2 separate regions of the Homo sapiens genome follow, and region 2 is linked to region 1. A link is an interaction called in ENCODE POLR2A ChIA-PET data of the cell type or tissue named here. Cell type or tissue: K562. All regions are shown on one strand. Each heading gives the region's core, and the rest is flanking DNA. Links, peaks and the distances in the headings are about the cores only. Region 1 overlaps PDE8A (phosphodiesterase 8A). Region 2 overlaps ALPK3 (alpha kinase 3).

Region 1 (5,000 bases), core at 1-5,000:
GTTTTATTTTTTAAATTTAGTTTTTTTGTTTTGTTTTGTTTTTTGTTTTGAGACAGGGCCAGGCTGGAATGCAGTGGTATGATCACAGTTCACTGCAGCCTCAAACTTTTGGGCTCAAGCATCTATCTTGTTTTAAAATGAACTTGTAGTAGTTTTAAAAACAGCCACAAATCTTTTGACTCTCTACCCATTGAGAGATGGGGATATAGATCTCCATCTCTCTATCTCCACCTCCCTTGAATCTGTGCAGGCTTGAGATAGCATCCACAAATCCGGAACAGAAGTGATGCCATGTAACTTCAGAGGCAAGGTTATCAAATGTCCTTGTTCTTTTGGAACACTGGCTCTCTAAATGCTTCCTCTGGGGAACCTCTCTCTTGGAACCCAGCCACCACACTGTGAGAAGCCCAGACCACATGGAGAGTCTACATGTAGGTGTTCTGGTCATTGGTCCCAGCTGATTCCACTAGCCTTCAAGGCACCCCAGCCCAGACATCAGATGTGGAGTAAAAGAGCCTCCAAATGATCCCAACCCCCAGCCATCATGGAACAAAGACAAGCCACCTCCCATTGTACCCTGTCCAATTCCTGAGCCACAGAATCCATGAGCATAATAAACGGTTACTGTTTAATGTCACTAAGTTTGGGGTGGTTTGTTTCACAGCAATTTAACTGGAACAATAGTGCTAGGCATAATCTGCTAAACTGATGTCATGACCCATTAGCAGGCAGTTTGACAAACACGGGTTCAGAGGTCACTAATTCCATATTTGAAGCCTGGCACTCAACAGTGCTGAGTTTCCACTATTGAATCTGTGCATATTCATACAAGTTGAAATTTTTGCAACTAGGGATGGATGGGATGGGTGTAGTGGGGTAAAGCAGATTACAGAGTGTTTTGCCCCATATATATGGTCAGCATCAAAAAGGCGTGAGACTCACTGGGACCAAACCTGAAGCTCAAAGGTGGGCCACATTGTTCTGGCCCGAGTCTCAAGGTGTTCCTGGCTTCCTAAGGATAACCTGATGTCCTTGTGCCAAAGCAGACACTTAAAGACTCCAGTGCCTTACAAAGACTTTTTGGTCTAAAGGTGGCCTATGTACCTCTATCCACTTCAACACTGTCAGCCCTCACTACAGTTTCAGGTTTTTCTATTAATGAATAACTTTCATCTAAATATAAACTCAGATTAATCTGTTAAGGATTAGCAGTCTAAAAAAGAGGGGGGATGATAAGAAGCATTTCTGGTAGATGGAGAGCATCCAGCAGGCCTGGGCCCAGAGAATTTAAGTGTAATTGGTTAACTGGGCTTTGGGTTTCTTTCTTTAAATGTCACTAGTTACGATAATAACATAGTACTGCCTGCCCCCACACCCCCTACCCACCCCCCTGGAAAAAACAGGAAATTCATGAATAGGACAGGACTCCCAGGAAAAAACGCCTGGGAATGGGGGCACTGAGGAAGCCTCCCAAATGAAAGGGAAGCTCTTCAAGCACCTCAAGAAAGTAGGTCACTTCAGGGAACTGGCTTCAAGGGAGTGCCCCTTAAAAGCAAAGTGATCCAGTTCAAAGGGGTAGTGGGAGTAAGGGTTGGGGGAGCCTCAAGTCAAAATTCAGGTGACTTCAAAAAAACAGGTCTGATCCAGGACTTATGGTGGCCTTAGGATGTGAAGAGCATAGTTATATTACATTCTTGGTGACCACAAAAGCAAGAACAAACAATTCTCAGTCTGAAACAGTGAAAGAAAAGGTTTATCTGATTTATACACAGCATGTTTGCTCCAACCCATAATGGAAAAACACCAGATAAATCTAATTTGTTTGTTTTTAATCTGGATATGCTGTTGTTCAATGCACTTTTTAATGTGTAATGCACACAGATCATTGAGTTTCTGAAAAACTGTATCTGGAGCATTGGTAAGCTAAAGCCGCTGTTCAAAAGAATGACTAACAACCACAACAGCAGCGGCAGCCCCATTAACACATCTGAGCCAACAAACACCAGCATGAGACACACTAGAAGCAGAGAAACTAGAATGAACAAGTCCGAATTTTTGCCTGGCACATAGGTCACTCAGTAAGAGTCAATAGGGGAATGAAATGCATGGGCAAACTACTGGGAAATTTTGGGCAGCTAAGGAAGACTAAGAACAAAGAAGTTTCTTTTGACCCCCTCTGCTGAGGGTAGAGAAAAGCAAAAGGGAAGTTAATGTAACAAAAAGCCTACGCAGTAGGAGTAATAGAGGGTGAAAAGAAAAAAAAAAAGCCTAAGCAAGATGAAAGACTGACTGGCCCACATAGAAATTAGTTGGTCACTAAAAGAGAAACAACCTGCATGGAACTTGGCTAAGGCCAAACTAAGAAAGGGGCTTGTAACTTCAGAAAAAGATTCAAGATGAGCTGACAAAAGAAAGTCACCTATTAAGGAGAGAAATTACAAACTAGACCAAATTCACTTCTTAAATGGCAATTTCATATAGTTCAACCAAATATATGCCAGGTACTGTGCCAGGGATGCAAAGATACAGTCCCTGCTTTCATCAAGGAAGTTATGGTCTAGGGGAGGGAAGGACAGCAGACGATGATATGGTATGATACCTGCTAAGTTAGAGATAAGCATAAGGAACATAGGGACAGATAGACGGATCAGAGGGTTCAAGAAAGATTTCCCGGAAGAGGTGATCTCAGAGCTCAGTCTTAAAGGGCCAGCAGGAGTTAGCCAGGTAGAGAAGGTAGGCAAGGGAGCTACAGGAAGAAGAAATACAAGCAAAGGCCCAATGACCAACTTTTTTTTGGAAATCTGAGCAAATTCCACTCTTCGTAGCATCAAGACATCTTTGGAGGCTGTGGACAGCCAGTTCCACCAAACCTCCAGGTCCAAACCATCCCTGATCCCTTGGCAACCAAAATGCCATCTTTTAAGTGTGTTCATGCCATCTGGCCTCAATACTTCATTCCTGCTCAACTCTCCCTCCTTCCCTGAACACTTGGAACACTGTCATCCCCCCTCCACCAATGTCCTCCCATCAACCTGGTGGTGTCAATGTCCACATAAATAACCCATCCACCAATTTCAAGTTTTCTCACAACCCAGTGATCTTCACCTTACCCTGCTCCACTCCAGCCCCTCATCAGCCAGAACTGTCCCATGATGAAAATGCTAAACTCCAATATTCTACTCTCTAATATTCCTATGCTGCTAGCAATCTTGAACCTAATTCCTCCTCCAATAATTCTCTGACCTTCTCAAGACATTCACTCTTTTACCCTCTCTCCAATCCCACCTCCCCAGTTCTGTATAGACCACCATGGAGTCATAAACCACGTCTCCAAACAAAGTCCAACCCTCTTGTCCCACTCTCTGTTCTCCTACCTCCCTGGCCTTCCCACCACAATATGTGGCAAAGCCCCATCCCCAACCAACCCAATTATTTCCTATGCTTCTCCACCTGAGCTGATAACCACTGCGGGAGAAAAATAACAGAGCCTTGCAGACTGAGGCCACCAAGAATTCATGGTCTCTACCACCAGAAGCCTAGAAATCCTTTGGTGAACCCCAGACAATGCTCTTATTCCCCACAACACTTTCCCTATTCAGCGACGTCCTCAAGACGTGTACCTGCTAACTCTTAGGACATAATCTCACTCCTATTTCACAAAGCAAAATGAGGCAATTAGGGAACAACTCCTTCAAATGTTTGCCTACTCATAACCTGAAAAACAGTACTGTTCCCTTCCCTTCATTCCTTCCAACTTCCTCCTGAGTGTCCGTTCTCTTGCCAAGAGCTAACCCCATTACCTAGGTCTACCTTTTCAGGGAAACTCCCTTAACAGTCCCCTCTGTCTTGATCGTTAATCTCTCCTACTGACTCTGTCCCTTTAGCATGTAAACATGTTCATATATCTTCATCTTCCATTCAACAAAATAAATATTCTCTTGATCCCATTAGATATAAATCTGGCTAGGTCCGGTGGCTCACGCCTGTAATCCCAGCACTTAGGGAGGCCAAGGTGGGCAGATCATCAGAGGTCAGGAGTTCGAAACTAGCCTGGCCAACATGGTGAAACCCTGTCTCTACCAAAAATACAAAAAAAAAATAGCCAGGTGTGGTGGCATGCACCTGTAATCCCAGCTACTCCGGAGGCTGGGGCAGGAGAATTGCTTCAACCCGGGAGGCAGAGGTTGCAGTGAGCTGAGATCACGCCACTGCACCCCAGCCTGGGCGACAGGGGTGACAGAACAAGACTCCATCTCAAAAAAAAAAAAAAAAATTTTGCATATATATGACACTACCATGCCATAGCCCCTTCTGAAAAATGCCGCCTTGCCTGGTTTATTCTAGTTAATATGATCTATGTCAGACATTACAAAAAAAAAAAAAAAAACACTTCCAATACCCAGACAAAGCTGCCTGGGTGGACTGGTGCTAGAGCTAGAGAAGAGCAGACAGGCAGAGGCAGGGTGCCCCGTCCAGCATGGGTGAGAACTCGACCCATCCAGGTCCTGTCCAAACAGATATAACAAAATGTGAAGCACCCATGTCTTTGGACCAATGCTGAGATCTAGCTGCCCTTTTCTACAAAGCTGCTGTACATCTCAGCTGAAAAGAACTAAGACAAACCCCAAATGGCTGAATAACAAGCTGTCAAAACATGCTACCCATGAGTTAAAATTCACCATTTGGCAACTATCCGTGGTATTAGCTATTTCAGACAAAAATGACCAATGAATGTTAAAACTAGTTGGTGAAAGCTTAATGATTAAGAGAATTTGTATATAGTCTTAAAATACTTCCCCATAAGATATTTATTCATTTCAAAGCAGAAAATACTAAGGAAACCTGGCAGGCACCACCTTAAGTGATCACAGTGAAAATCACCAGTAATGGAACAAACAGATGGAATGTGCCTTCTGATATGATGCAGTAAGGAGGACACGCAACCTCCCTTTTGTGGTATTCCCGCCAAACGTGCACAGCCTGAATCTATCACAAGAAAA
Region 2 (9,084 bases), core at 2,374-7,373, 150 kb after region 1:
TCCAACCACTCAAAAGCCAGTGGCCAGGCCGAGCACGGTGGCTTACGCCTGTCATCCTAGCACTTTGGGAGGCTGAGGTGGGAGGATCACTTCAGGTTAGGAGTTCAAGACCAGCCTGGCCGACATGGCGAAACCCTGTCTCTACTAAACATACAATAATTAGCCAGGCATTGTGGCACATGCCTGTAATCCCAGGTACTCGGGAGGCTGAGGCAGGAGAGTTGCTTGAACCCTGGAAGTGGAGGTTGCAGTGAGCCGAGATTGTGCCAGTGCACTCCAGCCTGGGTGACAAAGCGAAACTCAATCTCGTAAAAAAAAAAAAAAGTCCAGTGGCCAGAGCGGTTGACTGGACACTACCTCAGCCCAGAAATCCATGTGGTCATGTCCTGTTGAAACTCTACCATGAGGAATGTGTCTCAAATTCCAGGTTGAGGGTCCTTCACCCTTGTGTGTGCTGTGTCCCCTGAGGCCCTTTGGAAATAATGAGAAAGGGCCATCTCTGAACCCCATCAGTTCTGAGATCAGACAGTGCCTCATGGGAAGTGAGTTTCCAGGGCCTCTGGGTGTCAGTAGGGGGCGCCTCCTGTCCAGAGGTAGCTCCAGCCCAAACACCAAGAGCCTCTTCAAGACAGACACTGCCATCCCACTGAATTCCAGACATCTTGCATCCGCCACTGAAACTTAACAACGCAGCTCAGATTTGCCTTGGTTGAGAGGGACCCAATCCACTAAGGCAGCTCCTGAAGCAGAAGGAGGTGGTTGGAGTCGCTCTGCTGGCCTTTCCATTTTAAGAAAGGTCCAAATAATGGACCAGCAAAGGAAGTTGAACAGAAGCTCACCACTAGACAGGCTTGGGGAGACCAGAGCCCAGGAAGCCAGAGGCCAACCCCGTTGTCCCTCAAATCCCACCAATTACAAACAAGTCATTCTTGTTTTTCCACTTCTGGTAGCAACTTCTTTTTTTTTTTTTTTTTTCTTTTTTGAGACGGAGTGTCACTCTGTCACCCAGGCTGGAGTGCAGTGGTGCGATCTTGGCTCACTGCAACCTCCGCCTGCTGAGTTCAAGCAATTCTCCTGCCTCAGCCTCCCGAGTAGCTGGGACTACAGGCACGTGCCACCATACCCAGCTAATTTTTTGTATTTTTGGTAGAGACTGTTTCCCCATGCTGGCCACGCTGGTCTCGAACTCCTGACCTCGTGATCCTCCTGCCTTAACCTCCCAAAGTGCTGGGATTACAGGCATGAGCCACTGTGCCTGGCCTCTGGTAGCAACTTCTATACATAAAATAGATAATAGATACATAGATGATAGATCTTAAAATATCAATATAGGTACTATTTTTATTAATTTACTTATCTTCTATCTATCTATCTATCTATCTATCTATCTATCTATCTATCTATCTATCTATCTATCTATCATGTATTCATTTACTGTTGCCCAGGCTGGAGTGCAGTGGCGTGATTATGGCTCATTGCAGCCTGAATCTCCTGGGCCCAAGTGATCCTCCTGCCTCAGCCTCTCAAGTAGCTGGAACTACAGTCACACGCCACCACACCTGGCTAACTTATTTTTTGCAAAGACAGGGTTTCACTATGTTGTCCAGGCTGGCCTCAAACTCCTGGGCTCAAGTGATCCTCCTGTCTCAACCTCCCAAAATGTTAGGATTGCAGGCATGAGCCATAGTACCCAGCCTTTATTTTCAACTTTAGACATTATCTATTGACTCTCTATATAACAAAGATTTAGCTTTATATTACTATTCTCAGTTCTTCTCCTCATAATATTCCACTGGGGATTAATTATTCCTCCTGTGTCGGCTGGCAGGGCAGAGCAGAGAGCTGGAGGAGCCTGTTTCGATGACATCCTGGAGCTGCCGTGCCAGCCCTGGGTGGACCAGGTACAGATCTCCTACTGCCTACAGACTTCATCCTGAGGAAGAAATAACTTTGTCTTATTTAAGATCACTGTCATTCAGGGCTCTGTGATTTCCTGTTGTGGCTGATACTGGCTGATACACACTGCTCTTACGATTTTTGCAAATGTTCTTCCATGACCTGGCCCTGCCTCTGAGCCTCGGCTTGCAACACCTCTTATTCCCCAGGTACGAGCTTCCATCCCTTGCCTCTCAGTAACCAGGCTGGAAGCTCTTGCACCAGTTGTTTCCTCAGCCTGGTATGCTCTTCTCCTTCCACTTCCTCTCACCAACATCCTTCCTCCCATCTCAGCTCAAATGTGAAGGCCGGGCGCAGTGGCTCATGCCTGTAATCCCAGCACTTTGGGAGGCCGAGGCGGGTGGATCACTTGAGGTCAGGAGTTGGAGACCAGCTTGGCCAACATGGTGAGACCACATCTCTACTTAAAATACAAAATTAGCCGGGCATGGTGGCACACGCCTGTAATCTCAGCTACTTGAGAGGTTGAGGCAGGAGAATCACTTGAATCTGGGAGGTGGAGGTTGTAGTGAGCTGAGATCGCACCACCGCACTCCAGCCTGGGCAATAAGAGCGAAACTCCATCTCAAAAAAAAAAAAATGTCAAGCCTCAGAGAGGCTCCTAAGCCCATCTAAATTAGGTCCCGTCCCCGGCTGGCATTATCTCCTATTCTTCTGCTTCACAAGACTTCATACTTACATATTTGCCATTAATACATTTTTGCTGTGTTTTTAAATGTTTGTCTCCCCCACTAGACTGTAAGCTCCATAAGGGAGGAATCTATGTCTGTTTTGTTCACTCTCATGAACACAGCAAATATAATAGGCAGTCTATAAATATTAGAAAAAAAGGATTGTAAAAAAAAAAAAAGAGGTATCTTAGTTCAGAGAGGTTAAGCAACAAGCTCAAGTTCACACAGCCAGCAAAGCAGGATTTGAACTGAGACTTGTCTGACTTGTCCTAAGCTCACCAAATCTGAGAATTTGCATTTTCTTGAACCATTCCCTTCAGAAGAAGAGGAGAATTGACTATCAGGTAAACACAGTGTCCAGTCTATTGGATGATTAAATTTCTCATTGAAAAGAAATTTTAATTTTTTTTTTTTTGAGACAGAGTTTCTCTCTCTTGCCCAGGCTGGAGTGCAGTGGCACAATCTTGGCTCACTGCAACCTCTGCCTCCCAGGTTCAAGCGATTCTCCTGCCTCAGCCTCCCGAGTAGCTGGGACTACAGGTGCGTGCCAGCACGGCCTGCTAATTTTTGTATTTTTAGTAGAGACGGAGTTTTGCCATGTTGGCCAGGCTGCTCTCAAACTGCTGACCTCAGGTGATCCACCCACCTCGGCCTCCCAAAGTGCTGGGATTACAGGCATAAGCCAGCGTGCCCGGCCAAATTTAATTTTTTAAATAGAGACAGGGTCTCAAACTCCTGGGCTCAAGTGATCCTCTCACTGAAAATTAGCAAGGTGAGGGGGGAGGAGGGAGGGATAGCATTAGGAGATCTAATGTTAAATGACGAGTTAATGGGTGCAGCACACCAACATGGCACACGTATACATATGTAACAAACCTTCACGTTGTGCACATGTACCGTAAAACTTAAAGTATAATTTAAAAAAAAAGAAAATTAGCAAGGTGAATTCTTCATGCTTAAGTTCCATTTTACTGTAAATTTAACCAGAATGAGATAGCCTCCCTGAGTGATCAACTCAGGGGTATGGGAAGTATCAAGTTACAAAACTAAAACCCAGACCCTGCCCTGGGGTAAATTTATCAATTTAGTGCCACTCATCAAGGCCTCTTGGGTCCCAGCCTGAAGGCCTCTCCATGGTGATAACCCTTGTGCTGAGAGCCATCTTTCACATTTCCAGTGGCTGCTCTCTGGGGTCGGAATGAGCTAGGACTCTCTTACTTCGTATTCTGTGCTAACAGTTTTCCCGGTAACATTACCACCCCCCTCCGGTTTTTGTTTTTTTTTTTGGTTTTTTGGTTGGTGGTGGGTGGGCAGAAATCACCCCTCTTTCCCACAGTACCCCTGCTGCCCCAGGCCTCAAGGATACATGTAACTCAAGCCAGGCCAATCAGATTCTCTTTCTTGAGTAGAGACACACAGTAACAAAAGGCAGTTGGGATTGAGTCATGAGAAGGGTGCACTTAGGGTGATGGTCAGCAAGTTCCTCAGGCCAAAGTCCTCAGAGCTGCCCTGGTTACCATTGTACCCTAGGCTTGTCATTCAATTCTTCTTTCAGACCAGTGGGTTACCCTGGCATCCTTTTGTTCTTACTTAAGTTAGAGCCAGTTTATTGCTGGCAGTCAGAGAACCGTAACTGATGGTGACATTCATAGGGAAGATGTTAAAGGACATGGACTCTCTCCTTTTCCCAGGAAATAAGAGGGGTTTTTGGAATTGGTTATGGAGGTAAGATAGGGTGAAGAGCATTGAAACTCCTGTTCCTATTCAGGGATGGGAAAGTAGCAGCCTTTGTACATCACTGGATACTTTTTAAAGCTAGACGATGGGGTGGGCACAGTGGCTCACGCCTGTAATCCCAGGACTTTGGGAGGCTGAGGCAAGCGGATCATTTGAGGCCAGGAGTTTGAGACCAGCCTGGCCAACATAGCGAAGCCCTGTCTCTACTAAAAATACAAAAAAAAATTTAGCAGGGCGTGGTGGTGGATGCCTGTAGTCCCAGCTACTCAGAGGCTGAGGCATGAGAATCACTTGAACGCAGAGGCAGAGGTTGCAGTGAGCCCAAGAGTGCGCTACTGCACTCCAGCCTGGGTGACACCCTGTCACACATGCAAAAAACGAAGCTAGAGGATGATCATTAAAATCCTCCCACCTCAAGGCATGGAACGAAATTCAGGACCTTTCTATTACTGGGTAGAAATTCCCTTATGGCTTGGAGCCATTGAGTTTGTTTAAAAACAAACCCAGAGTCTGATTCTGCAAAACTGCTAGATTCACCACCAATCGAATTCATAACCTCATTCGGTTTCAAAAAAAGGTGGCATCCTGTCAGCTGGATTAATGACATCTGGGAGTATTCAAAGGACATAAAAAGGACAACCCTCCAGAAATATTTCCTTCCTACCTCCACTACCAGGAAAGGTGTACCTCTCTCTTGCAGAAGAAAGCAAACACTTTCCCCATCATTCTCAGCAAAATATCACAAGGACAGAAAACCAAACACCGCGTGTTCTCACTCATAAGAGAGAGTTGAGCAATGAGAACACATGGACACAGGGAGGGGAACATCACACACCGGGGCCCGTCAGGGGGTGGGGGGCTGGGGGAGGGAGAGCATTAGGAGAAATATCTAATGTAGATGACGGGTTGGTGGGTGCAGCAAACCACCATGGCACATGTATACCTATGTAACAAACCTGCACGTTGTGCACATGTATCCCAGAACTTAAAGTATAATGATAATAATAAAAGAAAGCAAACAGTTTCCCTCCTGCCCCACACCACATGTTATACCACTAACCAGAACCCACACTTAGCATAAGCCAGGGGATGAGAGTCTTAATCAGATCAGGAAAGAGAAGAGTGATATTCTGAAGAAACTGCATGAACTGGCAAATATATTGTCAAAAAATATAGGGTACATTGGTGGACTTTTTTTGTTTTTTGAGACAGGGTCTCACTGTGTTGCCCAGGCGGGAGTGCAGTGGCGTGATCTCAGCTCACTGCAGCCTCCGTCTCCTGGCCCAAACAGTCCTCCCACCTCAGCCCCCTAAATAGCTGAGACCACAGGCATGAACCCCCACGCCTGGTTAATTTTTTTTTTTTTAATTTTGTAGAGATGGAGTCTCCCTATGTTGCGCAGTCTGTGGTGGACCTTTTAAAGGCTGTATGACCAAGATATAATTTTGGTTCAGGTTGTCTTTATTGATATGTTCACTCACCAGAGATTCTACATTCTACGTAAAAGCTCAAATCGCCAGATACTGTTATTACTATTTTAGGAGGGCTTGGCTAATACAAATCTGGACCAAATGTTGGCCCATGCTAAATTATATCAAAAGACCAAACATCCAAGAAAGGCAGGAATTCAAAGATTTCAGAAGATAAAAATGCTTGATTGGGTCCCTGGCATGCACCCAGCCCATCAACCCCCTCACTGCCCTCTGGCAGGACCCAGAAGATGAGCTCCCTTCTTGCCACGAGAAATACATTCACGAGGCTCTGCTGATTTTCCTCTCTAGGCCTGGGAGGCTGCTTGAAAGAGCTGCTGTGAACGTGGGCTCCCTGATCTCAGCAACAGAGATAGACAGAAGGAACAAAATAGGGCGCTCATCGTAAGGGATAGGGCATGGAAACCAGACCTCGAGCTGTGGGTCCCAGGAATGAAAAAGGCCAGACGCCCCTAAGATATGGCCTAGTAATGACCTTAACTAAAGACTTCTGGGCCAACAGTTCTGTCTCAAGTGCCAAGGTAAAGTCAAGATCTCCCACTTGATTTCCAGACCTTAAATGGAGAGGAAGTCAAATGTATTTTTGAAGGAAAAACTTATTTTAACACTTAGATGCATGTTGTGAACCTTCCTTGCAGCCTTCCCCAAAGAGGTCTGTATCCATTCATCTGGGACTACAGAAGGGACGGGAAATTGGCAGCTGCCCAGTGCCTTGGTCAAACATATGTGAATCAGAGTGGGAGATAAATCATGTGAAAATGCCAAGGTCTGCCCCTTCTATAAAGTTCTGGGGTTGAGGGATCTGTTTGAGGTCAGAATGTTTCCTTCACAATGTAGGACAAATGACTGTATGTCGAATCCCTCGCCACTAAGGCCTAATTCCATGCAATTTATGCCACTTTGGGGCATCTTGTTCTAACCCATTTACCAACTGACCTAGAAGACTGCCAGCTTTGGGGTGGGCCTAGAGCAGGCGAAGGCATTGCAGCTGGGAAAGTCTTTTGTGCAGCCGACGCTGCCATCAGGCCACGTGACCTGGCAGGTCAATGGTGCATGAGGTGTCTTTCCATGGGTGGCATACCGCGGAGCCATACATAGCTTGCGGTAAGTCCTGACAAGAAAATATGATACGGGAACCCAGGATTTGGAGCCAAGTGATGCTCTGGCCAAAAAGTAACCATTATCCTTGTACAAAATGCCCTTCTGGCTCACCACTGGGCTCTGGGAGAGCCTGAACACTTGGCCCTGGCACACTTGGTGGCCATGCTGCCCCTCGTAGTGTTATCTGACCGCCTAGCCATAAAGTCTGGCATGGCCAGTGCGTTCCATTATCAACGGTACACTGTCGCTCCAGGCTAAGGCTCTGAAGGCACCAGTGGGTCGTGTGTGGGTAGCTCACTCACTGTCCAGTGTTTTCACCTGTCTACACCTGTGGCTCTGAGAGGGGCAGTAATTTGTCTTGGCCCTTTTGGGCCCTTGTTCTGGATTTGGATTTGCTTTTCTAACCCATCATGCCTCTCCTGCCATCAATATCCATGGAATTCTCAAATGCCATAAACATCATGTGACCTCCTCACATACTGCACCCAACCAGAGAATTCACTTTACAGCTAAAAGAATAGTAACGGGTTGATGGGCAGGCATTCACTCATCTTGTCAGGAACCCACAAACCAGCAGCAGCTGTCTTGAGAGGGTGGTGAAATGGTTTGTTGAAAATTCAACTATGGCACCAGAAACAACACCCCGAGAGGCTGGGTCAGGCCTGCAGGAGGCAGCATGCGCTTGGAGCCGGCAACCATACCTGGCGCTGTTTCTCCTTCAGGGATAGGACGCAGTGTGGACATGGCCCTGCTATTGCTAGATCTCAATGCTTTTCTCATACCCGAGGTTTAGGTTTGGGACTGGGCTGGCGTGGAGAGTTTAGTCCCCCAGCAAGGAGCACATCCTCAAAGACGTAGTAGCTATTCAACTGAACTGGAAGCTGAGGCAGCCACCAGGCCACTTCAGGCTCATTATAAAGAAGTCATCGGAGTATCTAGAATGATGAACCCTATCAAGGGAAAATATGATTGCTGCTACGTAAAAGAGGGCAGGAGTAGAGATGGACATGGGGGGATTCCTGGAGTTTGTCCTGGGACTGCCAGTCCAATAGTAAATGCCTGTCACACAGGTAGGACCACTAATGAGCTTCAGAACTGAAGGTTTGGGTCCCTCCACCAGATCAAAAGTCCATCATCATAAACATGAGTTCTCATGACCAGTTCTAGAAATGGACTGTAGACTTTACCCATTCTTCCATTCTTGCTGGGTTATACAATTTTGGTTGAATATGGTTAATTTTACCAGTTAATCTACAGGTTGTAGAATTTCAAAATGGAATTGTGATAAAACTGAAAGAGGGAGATTATCCCTAATGACACTGGACTTTGGAGAATAGAAGCCGTGTCATTACCCCTGGAATTCGAAGTTAGATATGATCTTGAATTCCCTAAGCAGAGAGAAATGTGGTTTTGGTTACCTGTGGGAGAGTCGTCATACGTGAGATGGGAGAACAGCACGTGTGTTAGAAGCATCTTCAGGGTTTACCTACCAAACCCTTTCCACCCTTCCGTACTCCACCATTCCATGTGGCAAGAGTCCGCATCTTTTGGAAGACTGCCCCCCTCCCACTCTATGAAGCCCTGAGCTCCAGGCCAGGTTCTTTCACTTGGAATTTGAATCTTGAGTGGAAGGGGACCCACTAGAACCAATGGCAAGTTGGTGTTGATCTGCCAACCGCAGCAGCTCCTGGGAGGCAAGCCTCGTAGTTGCCCCAGCTCCCACCCTTCCCAGGGCCAATTAATTGTTCAGCTATTCTTTTGGTTTTGTGAGCTATCCCAGCATCCTTCCCATGAACGCTTTTTCCTTGCTTAAGTTGGTCCAAGTTCATTTCTGTTGGTCAAAACTCAAGAATCCTAACAAGTAGTCTCTCCTGAGATGGCCTCATACATCTTTGCCTCCAAACAGCTGCCAGCCCAGGGTCTGGCATAAAGTAGCACTCAGTATATGTCTGCTGAATGAGTGGGTGAATGAATAAATGAATGAACAGTACTCCAGCTCTCAGTTCACCAAAGTAATCTGGGTATACAGGCTGGGAGAGGTGGGGACACACTGGGGCAGAAGATGTGGAGTCACCTGAGCACAGAGGAGGTAGAGAAGTCAGAGATGTTACCATAGAGGGGAAATGTTA

The links. Peaks named below come from ENCODE experiments on the same cell type or tissue, not always from the same donor. Only the 100,000 strongest peaks of a DNase experiment are listed, where the experiment ranks them.
Region 2: POLR2A ChIA-PET joins it to region 1 with 5 read pairs; 3 of 35 experiments call an interaction of 5 or more read pairs at or near these places.

Annotation. Positions count from the first base shown.
Region 1 is chr15:85,021,814-85,026,813 of GRCh38, reverse strand. All of the region lies in intron 1 of PDE8A (phosphodiesterase 8A), which reads right to left. Among named protein-coding and RNA genes, the nearest start is that of PDE8A, 42 kb to the right of the region's middle. In K562, for the core only: no CTCF peak of the experiment used is centred there; DNase peaks (open chromatin) are centred at 1,996 and 2,633.
Region 2 is chr15:84,870,203-84,879,286 of GRCh38, reverse strand. It overlaps ALPK3 (alpha kinase 3), which reads right to left. Exons shown (of 14, transcript NM_020778.5): 14 at 5,808-9,084. Among named protein-coding and RNA genes, the nearest start is that of SLC28A1, 9.9 kb to the left of the region's middle. In K562, for the core only: no CTCF peak of the experiment used is centred there; no DNase peak of the experiment used is centred there; H3K27me3 peaks cover 1,101 bases.